Linked DNA regions of Homo sapiens: all the other regions are linked to region 2. Evidence: read pairs that join two places in POLR2A ChIA-PET (ENCODE). Cell type or tissue: MCF 10A. All regions are shown on one strand. Links, peaks and the distances in the headings refer to the core of each region. The heading gives the core; the rest is flanking DNA.

Region 1 (4,999 bases), core at 1,245-3,744, 90 kb after region 2:
TTTTAGCATTTGTTAAAGCATTAGAGTAGTTTACAGAGTTGGTCAAGGTGCAGTGGCTCATGCCTGTAATCCCAGAGCTTTGGGAGGCCAAGGTGGGCGGATCACTTGAGCTGAGTTCAAGACCAGCCTGGGCAACATGGTGAGACCCTGAGTGTAATAAAATAGAAAAAAAAGTAGTTGGGCATTAGTCTGTTCTCATGCTGCTAATAAAGACTGGGTAATATATAACGGAAAGAGGTTTAATTGATCACAGTTCAGCATGTCTGGGGAGGCCTCAGGAAACTTACAATCATGGTGGAAAGCACCTCTTCAACAGGGCAGCAGGAGAGAGGATGAGTGCCGAGCGAAGGCGGAAGCCTTTTATAAAACCCTCAGATCTTGTGAGAATTCACTATCATGAGAACATGATTCAATTATCTCCACCTGGTCCCCCTTGACATGTGGAATTACAATTCAAGATGAGATTTTGGGTGGGGACACAGAGCCAAACCATATCAGGCATGGTGGTGTCCACCTGTGGTCCCAGCTACTTGGGAGGCTGAGGTGGGAGAACCTCCTGAGCCTGGTGGGTGGAGGTTGCAGTGAGCAGACATCATACGACTGCACACTAGCCTGGGCAACAGAGCGAGACCCTATCTCAGAAAACAAAAACAAAAACACAAAACAAAACAAAAAAAGAGTTTACCTATATTGTTACTTAGCAATTTTAATGTACATGTATTAAATTAGAAAAATATTTATTATACTTTTATATTGAATATTGATGACAATAAGATTATTTTTATATTGAATATTGATGACAATAAGATTATTTTAAAATGTAATAATGTCTTCTGCACATGAATAATTTCAAAATCATATGGAGATCAAATACTACAGGTGTATTCTTCCCTAAAAATACCTTATCTACATCCAAATTTTAAACTTAATATGGCCATTGGATCATTTTTGAACATATTGTCAAGTTGTGAATTTGGTGTGGTGAGGGTTTTTCAAACTTTAATCATTTATCTTCAATATTTTTACCATATCTATATGCCATCTGTACTATTATTTACTATATATATTTATAAAATTGGATTTAATTGCATTTCCAGTATATTAAATAAATGTGTAACTTTAAACATTTTTTCATAATCTATTTAAAATACTCTTTGGTACCATATTTGATATGTGTACTATATTTTGAGAGATACTGGCCTAGTAGAAAGAGTTCCGAACTAGGAAGTAGAGACCAGGATTATGGTATAAACATTACTATTTTCTAGCTCTGATCATTGAGCAAGTTAATTAACCTTTCTGAGTCTGAATCTTACAAAGCTGTGAAGATTAAAGGGCTAATGTCCATAAACATCTTTGCCTGCGCAATACTTTTAATAAATGTTAGTTTTTAATCCCTAGAAGGGAGTTTAGCTGATTAAAGACTCTGTTTACCTAAGTCAAGACAGGGTGAAGTGAGTCCAAATACCTTCTTCTCTGTGTAATTCTTATCCACACAATATGACCTAAAATGCTGATAAAAGATACAGAAGCTATTTCAGAAAGGCCAGGCTATTGATGAAACCAAGCGAGAAGGCAGATCCCCATTGTAAATGCTTTGTATGGAAGTTTACATGATTATTAATCATATTATCTTAGAAACTGTATGTTTCAAGATGCAACAACAGAGTGCCACTAAAATAAGCCAAATCAAAGGAAAGGAGGGCTATTATAGGTGCTTGGAAGTCTTGTGAACTATAAGGACACCCAATGGCATTTAAGTAGGTCTTATGTCAACTAGGACCAGAAGACCAACTTCAGTCTTTCAGAGGCTTCGTGATCTCTTCTCTGTCTCTGTCCTGTTTCTACTCTCCTGTGGCTCATTCTCATCACAATTTCCTCTGCTCTGTCATCTTGCTCATGACCCCAAAATGGCAGTAAGAGGAATCTATACCAACTTATACATTTTCATGGAGTCTAAGGTCTCTGGCTAATCAACAGATAAGCTCCTCTGGGAATGCACTTCAGAAAGAATGAGCTGTTGGCACCCTAGAACATTGAGTGGAGGGAAAGTGCACTTCATTCATTCAGTCATGAGCGTGTCAACCTCTTCCACTGCCCAAACCTCCCTCCCAAAGTATTAGTAACACCTTGCTAGGGGTTGTGGGGCAGACTAAAGACCTATAAGAATATATGGTTTTAAGATTGGGGTGTTTACATGACATGTAATATAAAAGAAAAATGCCCTTTCAGTACAATACACTTTATTCTTTTGAATGCTAATTGTTACCTCAGGGTTTCTTGGCTCTCAAGTTAAATCAACTCTCCTTCCCTGGGCTAAGCCATATTCATACTTTAAAACTTATTATTATTATTTCTGCAGAGAAATTTGCTCTGTTAAGTCAGGCTCCTTTATCTGGAGAAACAACCCCATCAAATCCTTCTAAAGTGGGAACAGAGGAAACAGTTTCAACACTTACTACTTTGTGACACTGACTTTGACAAATGTTGTGATGAAATATCTTATTTCTTAAGCAAGGAATCAATAATTGATTTCCCCCACCCCCAAATGTTGATATCCTGTCATGTAGACGTAGGCCAGGAACACTCAAAACCATTAAAGAAATTAAAAGCTATATTTTCAGTATGATTTTATATACTGGAGTGAATTCCACACAAAATAAGTAATTTTCTTATGCAAAATTTTGCTGGACTTTTAACATAAAGACACAGTTCATAAATTATAGCATGCCTAAAAAAATCAAACTAAAAATTCTTTTCCAGTAGGTCTGAGGGTACACAGGAAACTGCCTCTTTAGTAAACACCCCAGATTATGTTGATGCAAGTGGTCTAAGAACTACATTTTGAGAAAAGTGCTATGTATGGATGAAAACAATCTAAATGACCTCCCTGGGGATAACCTGGTTTTTGCTTTTTGCATAGGAATCATCACATCATACACTTTATATTTGGGCATTCATTCACTAGTTATGCTAGCATAAGTCCCACTTACCTACTTGGAAATAATTACATAAGAACTGATTTTTAGAAACCAGAGTTGCCCAATGTCCAGGGAGAGAGCCTGGCCTCTACCTAGTTGAGCATAACCAGGCCGGCCTAGTGCAGTGGAATCTGGTGTTGGTCTTCTGTTAGTTGACAACATTCTGTTAACATACATTGCTTTAGTGATGTTCTGTGCTTTCGGAGTATTCTGTGAAGTAAGGAGATTTGCTCCATTTCGAAACAGCAGTTTTGCCAAGGGAAACATGTCTTTTGAAATCAGGTGTATTTTCTTGAGTGTTAGAATACACAACTGTGGCAAATGATTGTAGAAATTCTATGATAGTCTTTGGGCTATTTAAAAATGTCATACTATATGATTTTTGAATCATAAAAGCTTATAAGTGATAGCAGTTCAAATTGAACATTGTGTGACTAAGGTACTTAAGATATTCTGAAGCCCACGGGATTTTTTGTGTGTCTTTACAGGGAAAATGTAGGAAAATTGAATGCATGTGATAGCATAAGAGACTTTCAGTTGTTTATCATAAGGACCTCCTGGAATTTCAAAAAATGATTGTTTCAATCTGAAAAAGATTTTAGAAAACAACAAAGGCAAAACTTATTTTCCAAAGTTTAACTTATGTTTTCTCATCGTATGCTGGTGATAAAGCCTCTTTATTCTTTATCCGTACATTTAATGCTGGCCATGTATCCTTAAAAAGCTGTTATCGGCTTTAAATCTTTTATTCTCAGCCATGGCCAAATTTGTTGTTGTGTTTCGTGTGTTTTATATTTTTAATCTTTGGACCATGAAGAAGTTACATTCTGAAAACTTGTTTAGTTTTCCTGACATTTCCTTTGGAGATTTAAATTACCAGCCATTGTACTTTTTCCAATCAAATTTTCAGAAGCCTCCAATGATTCCACATCTGATTCAACTCCTAATTGCTTCATATACTATTAAAGGAGAGCACAATTTATTTTATAAAACTAATTGGGCTTACATACAAGTCAAGCCTATTTTTCTCCAGCTTCCAGTCTGAAACATATTCATATAGTTTCAATTCAGTGCCTCTCCCTTTTGAAGTCTTTCCTGAAAATCCCCTGCCTACTTTAGTATTCTTTGTCCTATTTTCCAGTCTCCAGTACTGCTGTTATCCCATAGTACTATAATCGTTGACATGTCAATCTCCACGTTACATAACAGCTCACAGAAGTCAGGAAACTTGTGAAATCCACAGTGCCAGTGAATTGCCTACTGCTAATAAAATAACAAATAAATACCTCAAGAAATGTTTCTTTATATTTTAGACTGAAACCCACATGTTGCGATCCACATAAAGATTTAACATTGTATTACGGAGAAGAAAGTTTGAATAACGAAAGTTCTCTCCAAATGGAAGAAGTTATGACTTTGCCAAATCCCTTTAATATAGTTGCCTCAGTTACTCTAAGATAGGGTTTCCCAACCTTGGCACTACTGACAATTTAGGCTGGATAATTCTTTGTTATGGGAGGCTGCTTTCTGCATTATAAGACATTTAGCAACTTCCAGTACATACCAGCAGCTCCCCCTGCCCCAAATGTGGTAACCAAACATGTCTCTGGTCATTGCCAAATGCACCTTGGAGGACAAAATTGCTCTTAGTTGAGATATACTACCCCAGAATGATACCTTTTCCAATTTTGGGTCAATCAGTCAGTATCTGAAAGAGATTTCAAACATCATTTTAAAATCTTATCCTGTTAACTCTGTGAAACATTTATTTTTAAGTTTTAATTGCTTGTTAAACTTCTAATCAGCTTACAATGTGAATTTACAATTTCTGTTTAATATTTGTCCCAGTCTGATTTTTTAACCACTCTCTCAACATGTATTTCAATTATACCTATTTTTGCTCTTATCTATTGCTTCTTAACAAACCACCTCAAAATTTAGGGCATAGAACAACAATTTTATTATATACATGATTTTGTGAGTCAGGAATTTGGATAAGGCATAGCAGAGGTGGCTTG
Region 2 (4,999 bases), core at 1,165-3,664:
CCTTTTCTTCCTAGACTGTGTGTTCCTTAAAAGGACAGGGATTTTGTCTAGTTCATTTTTTTTGCTCCCCAGAACATAGCACAGTGCTCAGCACAAAAAAGGTTCTCTTTAACTGTTTGCTGAAGCGTTGAAATAATTTTCCATCCCAACAAATAGATGTTGAGCATCTACTCAACGAAAAGAAAATACAGGGAAGTCCACAGTCCCAGCCTTTTTTAGCCTTCCGTGGTATTCTGTTTTTCCCTTCTCTACTATGTGGCATTCTCTGCTTATCATTTTAAACTCTCTCCAACTACCATTCACATTCTTTGCTTATCCTAGTAAAACAAGAGCATGCCAAGCAATCCATTATAATAATTCACAAAATATCCCTGCCCTTCCTCTTTACATACTTCTGGTTCCACATTGTATTACCTAGGTGTTAGATAAGAGGTAACTGCTATAATGGAAAAAACATTAAACTATAAATTCAGAGAATGAAATTTGGATGCTACGTTTTCCAATAACTACTGAATGAACTTAGCTCAATCACTTATAGTCATGAGGCTTTACTTCTGGAGTTTCTTTGGCTCTATGATTAGCATTTGTTTTTAATATTTTATTATAAAAGTAAATATATATATGCTAGATCCTTGCAATGTAGCTATCCAGCATATGTTTGAACTCCAAGTGATAGGAAACCATTCATGACCTCACAACAGTTTTCATTTTTAAACAGTCCTGCTAGTTTCTATGTTCAACTAAAATCTGTCTCTGTATACATTTGGTAAGTAGCTACAGTATTGGTAGAAACACCACTGGACTTAGACTCCAAAGAAGTTGGTCAAATCCTGGGCTTATAACTTCCTAATTGTGTGACCTTAGAAAAGCACAAAACTGCTCCAAGTATGAGTTTGCTCCATTCTAAAAGGAGAAAATGATAATAATAGCACCTTAAATCATTATTGTAAATATGAATGCAATGCGTATGAATGTGTCCAGTGAGTCTGAACCTAGTACTAACATTGTTTAATACAGAACAGCATGGTTCCCCCCCATATGCAGCCTTGTAAACATTTGAAGTCAGCAGTCACAATGTGTGCCTTCTCCACCCACTTTTTATTCACATCTCATTCGTCTCCATACGCATTTATCTAAACATTCTCCAGTGTCTCTTAAAATGTGGCACCTAGAACTGAATACAATATTCCAAGTATAAAGGAAGGAGTAGAGGAGTACAATTTTCTGCATCCTAATGAAGATATTTCAAAATTCAGTTTGATATCACATTATTTTTCTACCACCCCATACCGTTCATAAATATCATGTTATTGCCAACTAAAAACAAGCAAAAATTACCCCCAAATCTTTTTTAAGTCTTTAACATATATACAGCTATAAAACCATATCTTCTCCAACCTGTATTTTGCAATTTGTTTTTGGAAACTGTGCAGATCTTTGCATTTATTCCTCTTAAATATCACTTTGGAAGTTATGTACAGAAGCCCCTGCCAACTAGAAATCAATGTGAAGTGAGAGTAACATTTTAAAAACATTAAAGGGTGGAGAAAAAGAATCCAAAGCCACCTCAAGCAACAAGTTTCTAAATTCTTAATTTCTCCTCTACTACTTCTTTTAGATTTATTAATTATTATTATTATTATTATTAATTATTTTAGAGGGAGTCTCACCGTGTCGCCCAGACTGGAGTGCAGCAGCACGATCTTGGCCCACTGCAACATCCACCTCCCAGGTTCAAACCATCCTCCTGCCTCAGCCTCCCTACTAGTTGGGACTACAAGCATGTGCCACCTTGCCCAGCTAATTTTTGTATTTTTAGTAGAGACGGGGTTTCACCATGTTGGCCAGGCTGGTATCGAACTCTTGACCTTGTGATCCACCCACCTCAGCCTCTCAAAGTGCTAGGATTACAGGCATGAACAACCGCACCTGGCCTAATTTATTTATTTTTAAGAGATGAGGTCTTCCTGTATTGACAAGGCTGGTCTCAAACACGAGGCCTCAAGCGATTCTCCCACCTTAGCCTCCCGAGTAGCTGGAACTACGGGAGTGAGCTACCATACCAGCAAGCTTTTTTTTTTTAAGCCACATTTGAATGTCATCTAAAATTAGATAACTTCCCATACTCATCTTGTTTTATTTATATCATAAATTAATAGTGAAAATGCCTTCTATGAGTGTGTTCCATACATTGTTTGCTTGAACCACTGAAGAATTCTCAGTCTGTCTCAAACTGGTATTGTTACTGCCAATTTCCTGAAACTCAGCTCGGTTAGGTAATTTGCTACACAGTCATCCTGCACCAAAGTTGGCTTGGAGAAACTGCCCCTCCTCCAGCCCTTGCTGAAGGGTGGCCCCAGGCAATATACTCTTTTGTGTTGTCTGTGTAATCCCTGAATCACTGTTGATTGCCCCTGGGTGGGCACTGACCTAGACACAGGCAAGTCATACTCATTCAAAAAATGACCTGGGGGGAAAAAAATCAGTCCAAAAAAAAAAAAACCCTGATCCAATCAGGCAATCAATTGAGGAAGCTGAAATCCAGAAGGACTCACAGAGGGTGTTCATGGGCAGGAAGGGCCCTGGCAGATCACCAGTAAGCAGAAGCTAATGTCTACCAAACAATGACTGAGCAGAAAATATCCATTCATATATTCATTCAACAAGTATTGATTAAGCATCTCCTGTGATTTAGGTGCTGGGGATAGAGTTGGGACAAAATACACAAAAATTCTGCCTCATGAATCTTGCATTCTGGTGGGTGGGACAGGCAATAAACACAAAATAAGTAAATTAAATCGTGTATTAGGTGATAAGTGCTGGATAAAAATAATGCAGGGAAGGGGACTAGAGAGTGCTGGGGTTTGGGGTGCAATTTTTACTATCAGAGAAGGCCTTGCTAAGAAGGTGAAGTCACAGATAAGGCTTGAAGGATCCAAGGTAGTGAGGCTGTGAAAAAAAGGTAGGGGAGAAGCTGAGGGAGCCAGATAGTGGCCGGGTCATCACGCAGCAGGCACCAGGATAAGGAGCCACAACATCAAACTATACACAGAGCAGGACATTGACAATCTAGCTGGGAGCTTTTCCCCCGGTCAACTAGACCAGAAACTTTGTAGATGGGACCTCAAAAGTCTGTATTTTCAAACACTCCTGAGATGATTAGGACATTCCACCAGGATGAGAATCCCTGCTCTTAAAAAAAGACTGCAAACTCTCACTGATGCCTTGGGTTCTGAACACCCGTTAAATTCTGTCTTCCAGAATGCACAATTTAATTTGCATTCCTCTCCTCTTAGGGTCTATATTAGTCCATTCTCACACTGCTATATAGATAATACCTGAGACTGGGTAATTTATAAACAAAGGAGGTTTAATTGACTCACAGTTCCACATGGCTGTGGTGGTCTCAGGAAACTTATAATCGCAGGGGAAGGGGAAGCAGCCACGTCTTACATGGTGTCAGGCAAGAGAAGAGTGAGCGTGTGTGAGTGCAGGAAAACCTACCATTTATAAAACCATCAAATCTCATGAGCATTCACTCACTATCACAAGAACAGCATGGGGGAAACCACGCCCATAATCCAATCACTTCACTCCCTCAACATGTGGGGATTACAATTCCAGATGAGATTTGGGTGGGGACACAGAGCCAAACTATATCAGGGTCTTTGATTGTTCAACTTTTCTGTTGTTCATGGAACACTTGATTTCATGGCTGAGATTTCATAGGTATTCTTTATAAACTAAATGAAAAGAAACCAACACCCTAATCCCCAAAGTAACATGGTTGAGTTCTATATCTTGCAACCGCAATCACCTAACATACCAAAGTCACAAAGCCTTGAGATGGTGATGCCAAAACTGTAGCATCCCATAACTCATATCTTTAGGGGCAAAACTGAAATTTGGGGCTATCTCTTTAACACTTCAAAATAAATTTTTGAAAATTGTTGACATATTATATAAAGGTATATAACATTTATTTTAATAATGTACATTTAATTAATCTGAGTGTCCAATTTATCAGTTTTGACTGGTTTGACATTTTAATTCCCAGCTCAAAATTTCTCTCTTTCACTGAGGCCGTTAAAAAGATCTTATGTTTCCTAAAAAAAAAAAAAAACTTTCATGATTCTGAAATTATACAAATGATATTTTTAAGTATTTTTGTTTAGTTTTAGTCTCCTGTTAGTTCATTATCTAGGCCAGTGTATTCTGAATCCTTTAGGTCAGCCGTCCCCAACCTTATTGGCTCCAGGGACCAGATTCATGGAAGACAATTTTTTTCCATGGGATGAGGGGATGGGGGATGGTTGTGAGATGAAACTGTTCCACCTCATATCATCAGGCACTAGATTCCCGTTGGAGTGTGCAACCTAGATCGCTCGCATGTGCAGTTCACAATAGGGTTCGTGCTCCTCTGAGAATCTGATGCCACCACTGATCTGACCAGAGGCAGAGCTCAGGGGGTAATGCTTGCTGGCCAGCCACTCACCTCCTGCTGTGCACCCGGTTCCTAACAAGCCACGGACCAGTACCTGTCCACAGCCCAGGGGTTGGGAACCCTTGCTTTAGGCAATAGAACCTTTTCTAAGACCAAGAGAGTTTGCATTCACTTGGGTCAGGTGGCTTTCTTCCCCCCGATCACACTTTCAAGAAATGTTTTTGGTAAACTGTCCAAAGGGAAAAATAAAGAGCAGTGTTTGATCTTTTTTGTAAAATCAGCAAAACTTTTTTTTAACAAAACTGATTTTCTTTTCTAGTTGTAAAATTAGGATCTTAAAACTGGAAGACACCCATCTATTTCATCCTCTTCTCCCTGAGACTCAGAGAAGTTAAGCAAGATACCCAGCCCTAGAGTTAGTTAACAAAATATCAAACACTATAATTCAGGCCTCTTGACTACTTGTTGATATAAGCCTTGGAAAATATTAGAATATTTGCAGTATTATCTGTATGTGTGTGGTACATAGATGTGGTGCATAATTTAGGCAAAATA
Region 3 (4,999 bases), core at 867-3,366, 60 kb after region 2:
CCATCAATAGGTAAGGATTTTTTTTGACATCTACTATAAGCAAGGTGTTGTTTTATGTTCTGAAAATTCAAAAACTCTTGCCCTCTATGATCTCATGATCTAATGGGCAAAGTACCTAGTCCATAAGAACAAAGCATTTTCTACCATTTGTAATGAAAGACCTCTCACTGCCCAATTCAAAATTTCAAAGGATTTCTTAAATGTATTAGTAAAAGTGTATTGAATGTTCACAGAAATTGCTTTGGGTGTGGTATGAAATGGCCTAACTTTTGGTTCTCAATGGTTAAGGGTAAGATGCTTTATTGGATTCAGATGTGCAGAGAGCTATCTCTGGGATGAGGAAAGTGCTCAGACATATTGAGGTAAATCTGAGGGAGAGAAACGTGTTTTGTCAGATAGCAAATATATCGATTCCTAGATTATATTTCTGGATCCATCACTGAAGCATTTTCTTATCCTTTCGATTCATTGGTTTTCTCACCTATAAAATAAGATGATTTTAATCTCTGTAAAGTAAGGATTTTAATCTCTAAAATCCTTTCTAGAATATAATACAATATACTTCAAGAGTTAAAAAATGGGAAGAAGTTGGTTTATTCATCATGTACCAGAACTGATATGAACTAAACAACTACAGGCTCTATGGCTGAAATGACCAAGAAACCATGATAAGCAAAAAGAAAGGAAATAACATAGAAAATAAGAACATTTTTTCCTGAGGACTGGGAGCTGGACAGAAACATTAATAACAATTCATAACAACTTGGCTGGAGCATGCTTGAGTTGAGTTTGTAGAGCATGCACCTTAACAAAATAAAACTCTTTTGACTACATATTCCCTTCCTGCCTCAACCTCACTTCTTTGCTTCAGATTCACAGCACATACATTGAAAAGACATGCCTCACTTTGTAGCTCCATAATCTCATTGCCATTGGGTTTTTGACTTTTTCTCCACTAAAATGGCTTTTTAAGTTACCGGTGCTCCCCATGTCGCCAAATTCAGTGATTACTTCTTTGTCCTCCTCTTCTCTCAACAGGACTGACACACTCAATAACCTTCTCTTTTCTCTTTTTGTCCTCTTTAGCCCAACTTTCCTGATTTATGCCTACCTCACTGATAACTCTACAGTTCCTGCCTCTGGTTCCTCCTCCTATGCCTCTTCTCTAAATATTGAGTGTGATAGAATTCAGTCTTCTCTTCCCTAGCTACACTACTCTCTGTCTCTTGATCTCATTTGCTCCATGGCTTTAAAATGTATTTATGTGAAGATGACTTCCAAATATGTATCTCTATGCCTCAAGTTTCAGATTTGTAGTGTTCACTCAATACCTGCTATCTTCCCTTGGATGTCCATAAGCATATTGAACTCAACATATCTAAAGAGAATACTGGAAACGATCCTCCACCACCATCACTAGGAAAGCTGTTTCTCACTCGGGCTTTCCTACCTTAGAAATAAATGAGCTGAGTGTCAGAAAAGTGAAAACAGGTAAACTGGTCACTTAATCTAGTTACATAGCTAGTTAGGGGCAGAGCCAGAGATGTAACTCAGATCACCAGAATCTCAGTTCAAGTTTTAAAATATATTCCACACTACTTTGATATTTTTGAATCAGATATCAGGTATGATTTTTGCTGTCATTGGTTTCCGATGCATCTTTTGTAGTCATTGTGTGACGGATAAGAACGAATTCATTCTAATCTTCCCCTGCCTCCAGTTGCTCACGGGCTGCTGGAGGAACTTGTGTAGTGATATAAACTATATCATTACAATGTGTATCTTCCAGCCTCACCTGGGTTTTCAAGCCCTCCTAAATATTTTTGCTTTTTCTTAGTTGCCTCTGTTTTCCATTTTTGCTCAGCAGATGCCCAAACTTTTATAACCACCCCATTTATATTTATTGAATAAATTTACCTTCAACTTGCCATGGAAACAAAAGTTATCTGGTAAATAGTTCCTCAACTTCCCACCATCCTATCTCTAAACTTTCCTTTACCTGCCTTACACTTCCCTCTTCTGTCATCTCAATTGGAATCTACTATAACGTAAAACTTTTTAAAATTTTATATTGTTTTAGAGACAAAGTCTCACTCAGTTGCCCACACTGGAGGGCAATGGCATGATTATGGCTGACTGCAGCTTCAAACTTCTGGGCTGAAGTGATTCTCCCACCTCAGCCCAGCTGGAACTACGGTGTGTGCCACCATTCCTGGCCAATTTTTAATTTTTTGTAGAGACAGGGTCTTGCTTTGTTGCCCAGGCTGGTCTAGAACTCCTAGCTTCAAGCGATCCACCCAGCTTGACTTCTCAAAGTGTTGGGATTACAGGCTTGAGCCACCATGCCCAGCTAAATTAAATTTTATTAAAAAAAAAAAAAAAGAAAAGTTGAATGAGCAGAGCTGTTCCTCCTTCTTGGAACTATGTTTTCTCTTGAGTTCTCTATCACCATTACCTCCTGGTTTTCTTTGTACCTCTCTCACACTCCTTCACTGAGCTTATCTACTACTTAAACTGTGTTTCACTCTGGAGTTTCATCCTAGGCCTTTTCTAATGTTTAACCCTTTCTCTTTGGGGAAACCCCATTTATTCCATATCTTTGCATAATACCTATAGGTGTGATCCATATATCCAGTGGGGATGTGAAACTACTATATCTTCAGCTTGCATATTTTATCTGACCTTCTTTTTTTTTTTTTCTCTCTGTTTTTTGAGACGGAGTCTCACACTGTCGCCCAGACTGGAGTGCAGTGGCGCGATCTCGGCTCACTGCAACCTCCGCCTCCCGAGTTCATGCCATTCTCCTGCCTCAGCCTCCCAAGTAGCTGGGACTACAGGCACCTGCCACCATGCCTAGCTAATTTTTATTGTATTTTTAGCAGAGACTGGGTTTCACCATGTCAGCCAGGATGGTCTCGATCTCCTGACCTCATGATCTGCCCGCCTCGGCCTCCCAAAGTGCTGGGATTACAGGCGTGAGCCATCGCGTCCAGCCCTGACCTTCATATTTATGTTTCTAACTAGACCTGGTTATTAGAGCGATCTGCTTACCACATGGCGATGGGGTGGCCAAACCAACATTTTCATACCACACTTCACCAAGGTTTGCCTGCAGACATCAGTTTTCATTCACTGCCATCAAACGCATTAGCAGATACGTATGAAGAAGCTACCTCTGTTGGAGAAGTATGTGTGTCAAAAATTATACTTACCACACTTTGTCTTAAGGAGAGTAGAATATAAGATGGTAATGTTTGTGGTGTGATGGGTAACAGCTGGCAGGATAAGCTATATTCTAGGAGGATGGATTATTTAATTCTAGGCTTTTGTTTTGCTGATTGGGGAGTGCAATTTTGGGCCAAAAGCCAGACTCTTAAGAATAATACATGAAGGCTGAGAACCTGCCTTGGTTTCTCTAGCTTTCCCCACACTGTACTTGCTGCCTCCTCTAAAGAAAAAACAAAAACAAACAACAGCAACAACAGAAAACTTCAGTAAAGTTTCAGGATACAAAGTCAATGTGCAAAAATTAGTAGCATCTCTATACACCAATAACATTCAAGCTGAGAGCCAAATCAAGAATGCAATTCCCATTTAAAATAGCCACAAGAAAAATAAAATACTAGGAATACACATAACCAGAAAGTGAATGATCTCTACAAGGAGAACTATAAAACACTGCTAAAAGAAGTTGCAGATGACAAAAACAAGTGGAAACACATTCCAAGTTCATAAACTGGAAGACTCAACCTTGTTAAAATGGCCATACTGCCTGAAGCAATCTACAGATTCAATGCTTTTCCTATCAAACTATCAATGCCATTTTTCACAGAACTAGAATAAATGATTCTAAAATCCACATGGAACCAAAAAAGAACTCAAATAGCCAAAGCAATCCCAACCAAAAGAACAAAACCAGAGACATCACATTACCTGACTTCAAACTATACTATAAGGCTACAGTAACCAAAACAGCATGGTACTGTTACAAAACCTGGTACAAAAACAGACACACAGACTAATGGAACAGAATAGAGGCCTCTAAAATGAAGCTGCACACCTACAACCACCTGATCTTTGACAAAACAAGCAATGAGGAAAGGACTTCCTATTCAATAAATGGTGCTGGGATAACTGTCTAGCCATGCACAGAAGAATGAAACTGGACTCCTACATTTCACCATGACCATAAAAAAAAAAAAAAAACTCAACATGGATTAAAGATTTAAATGTAAGACCTACAACTATAAAACTCCTAGAAGAAAACCTAGTAAATACCATTTCGGACATCAGCCTTGGCAAGTAATTCTTGACTTAATTCTCAACTGCAACAAAAACAAAAATTGACAAATGGGACCTAATTAAACTAGAGAACTTCTGCACAGCAAAAGAAACTACCAACAGACTAAACAGACAACCTACAGAATGGGAGAAAATATTCAGAAACTGTGCATCCAACAAAGGTCTACTATCCAGAATCTATAAACAATTTAAGCAATTTAACAAGCAAAAAACAAACAACCAAATTTTAAAAAATGGGCAAAGGACATGAACAGACATTTCTCAAAAGGAGACATACAATTGGCCAAAAAAAACACATGAAAAAAATGCTCCACATCACTAATCATCAGAAAAATGCAAATCAAAACCACAATGAGATACCATTTCACGCCAGTCAGAATGTCTATTATTAAAAAACAAAAAAAACAGATACTGATGAGGCTGTGGAGAAAAAGGAATGCTTACACACTGTTGTTAGAAAGTAAATTCATTCAACCACTGTGGAAAGCAGTTAGGAGATTTCTGAAAGAACTTAAAACCGAACTACCTTTTGACGCAACAATCCCATTACTGGGTATATATCCAAAAGAAAACAAATCGTTCTGCTAAAAAGACACATGTGCTTGCATGTGCATCACAGCACTATCACAATAGCAAAGACATAGACTTAACCTAGGTACCCATCAACTGTGGACTGGATTAAAAAATATGGTACATA

Evidence for each region. Peaks named below come from ENCODE experiments on the same cell type or tissue, not always from the same donor. Only the 100,000 strongest peaks of a DNase experiment are listed, where the experiment ranks them.
Region 1: POLR2A ChIA-PET joins it to region 2 with 6 read pairs; 3 of 35 experiments call an interaction of 5 or more read pairs at or near these places.
Region 3: POLR2A ChIA-PET joins it to region 2 with 6 read pairs; 6 of 35 experiments call an interaction of 5 or more read pairs at or near these places.

Annotation. Positions count from the first base shown.
Region 1 is chr2:179,356,395-179,361,393 of GRCh38, forward strand. No RefSeq gene overlaps it. Among named protein-coding and RNA genes, the nearest start is that of SESTD1, 94 kb to the left of the region's middle. In MCF 10A, for the core only: no CTCF peak of the experiment used is centred there; no DNase peak of the experiment used is centred there.
Region 2 is chr2:179,266,166-179,271,164 of GRCh38, forward strand. No RefSeq gene overlaps it. Among named protein-coding and RNA genes, the nearest start is that of SESTD1, 3.8 kb to the left of the region's middle. RefSeq lists enhancers at 1,901-2,402, 2,403-2,906. In MCF 10A, for the core only: no CTCF peak of the experiment used is centred there; a DNase peak (open chromatin) is centred at 2,346.
Region 3 is chr2:179,326,602-179,331,600 of GRCh38, forward strand. No RefSeq gene overlaps it. Among named protein-coding and RNA genes, the nearest start is that of SESTD1, 64 kb to the left of the region's middle. In MCF 10A, for the core only: no CTCF peak of the experiment used is centred there; no DNase peak of the experiment used is centred there.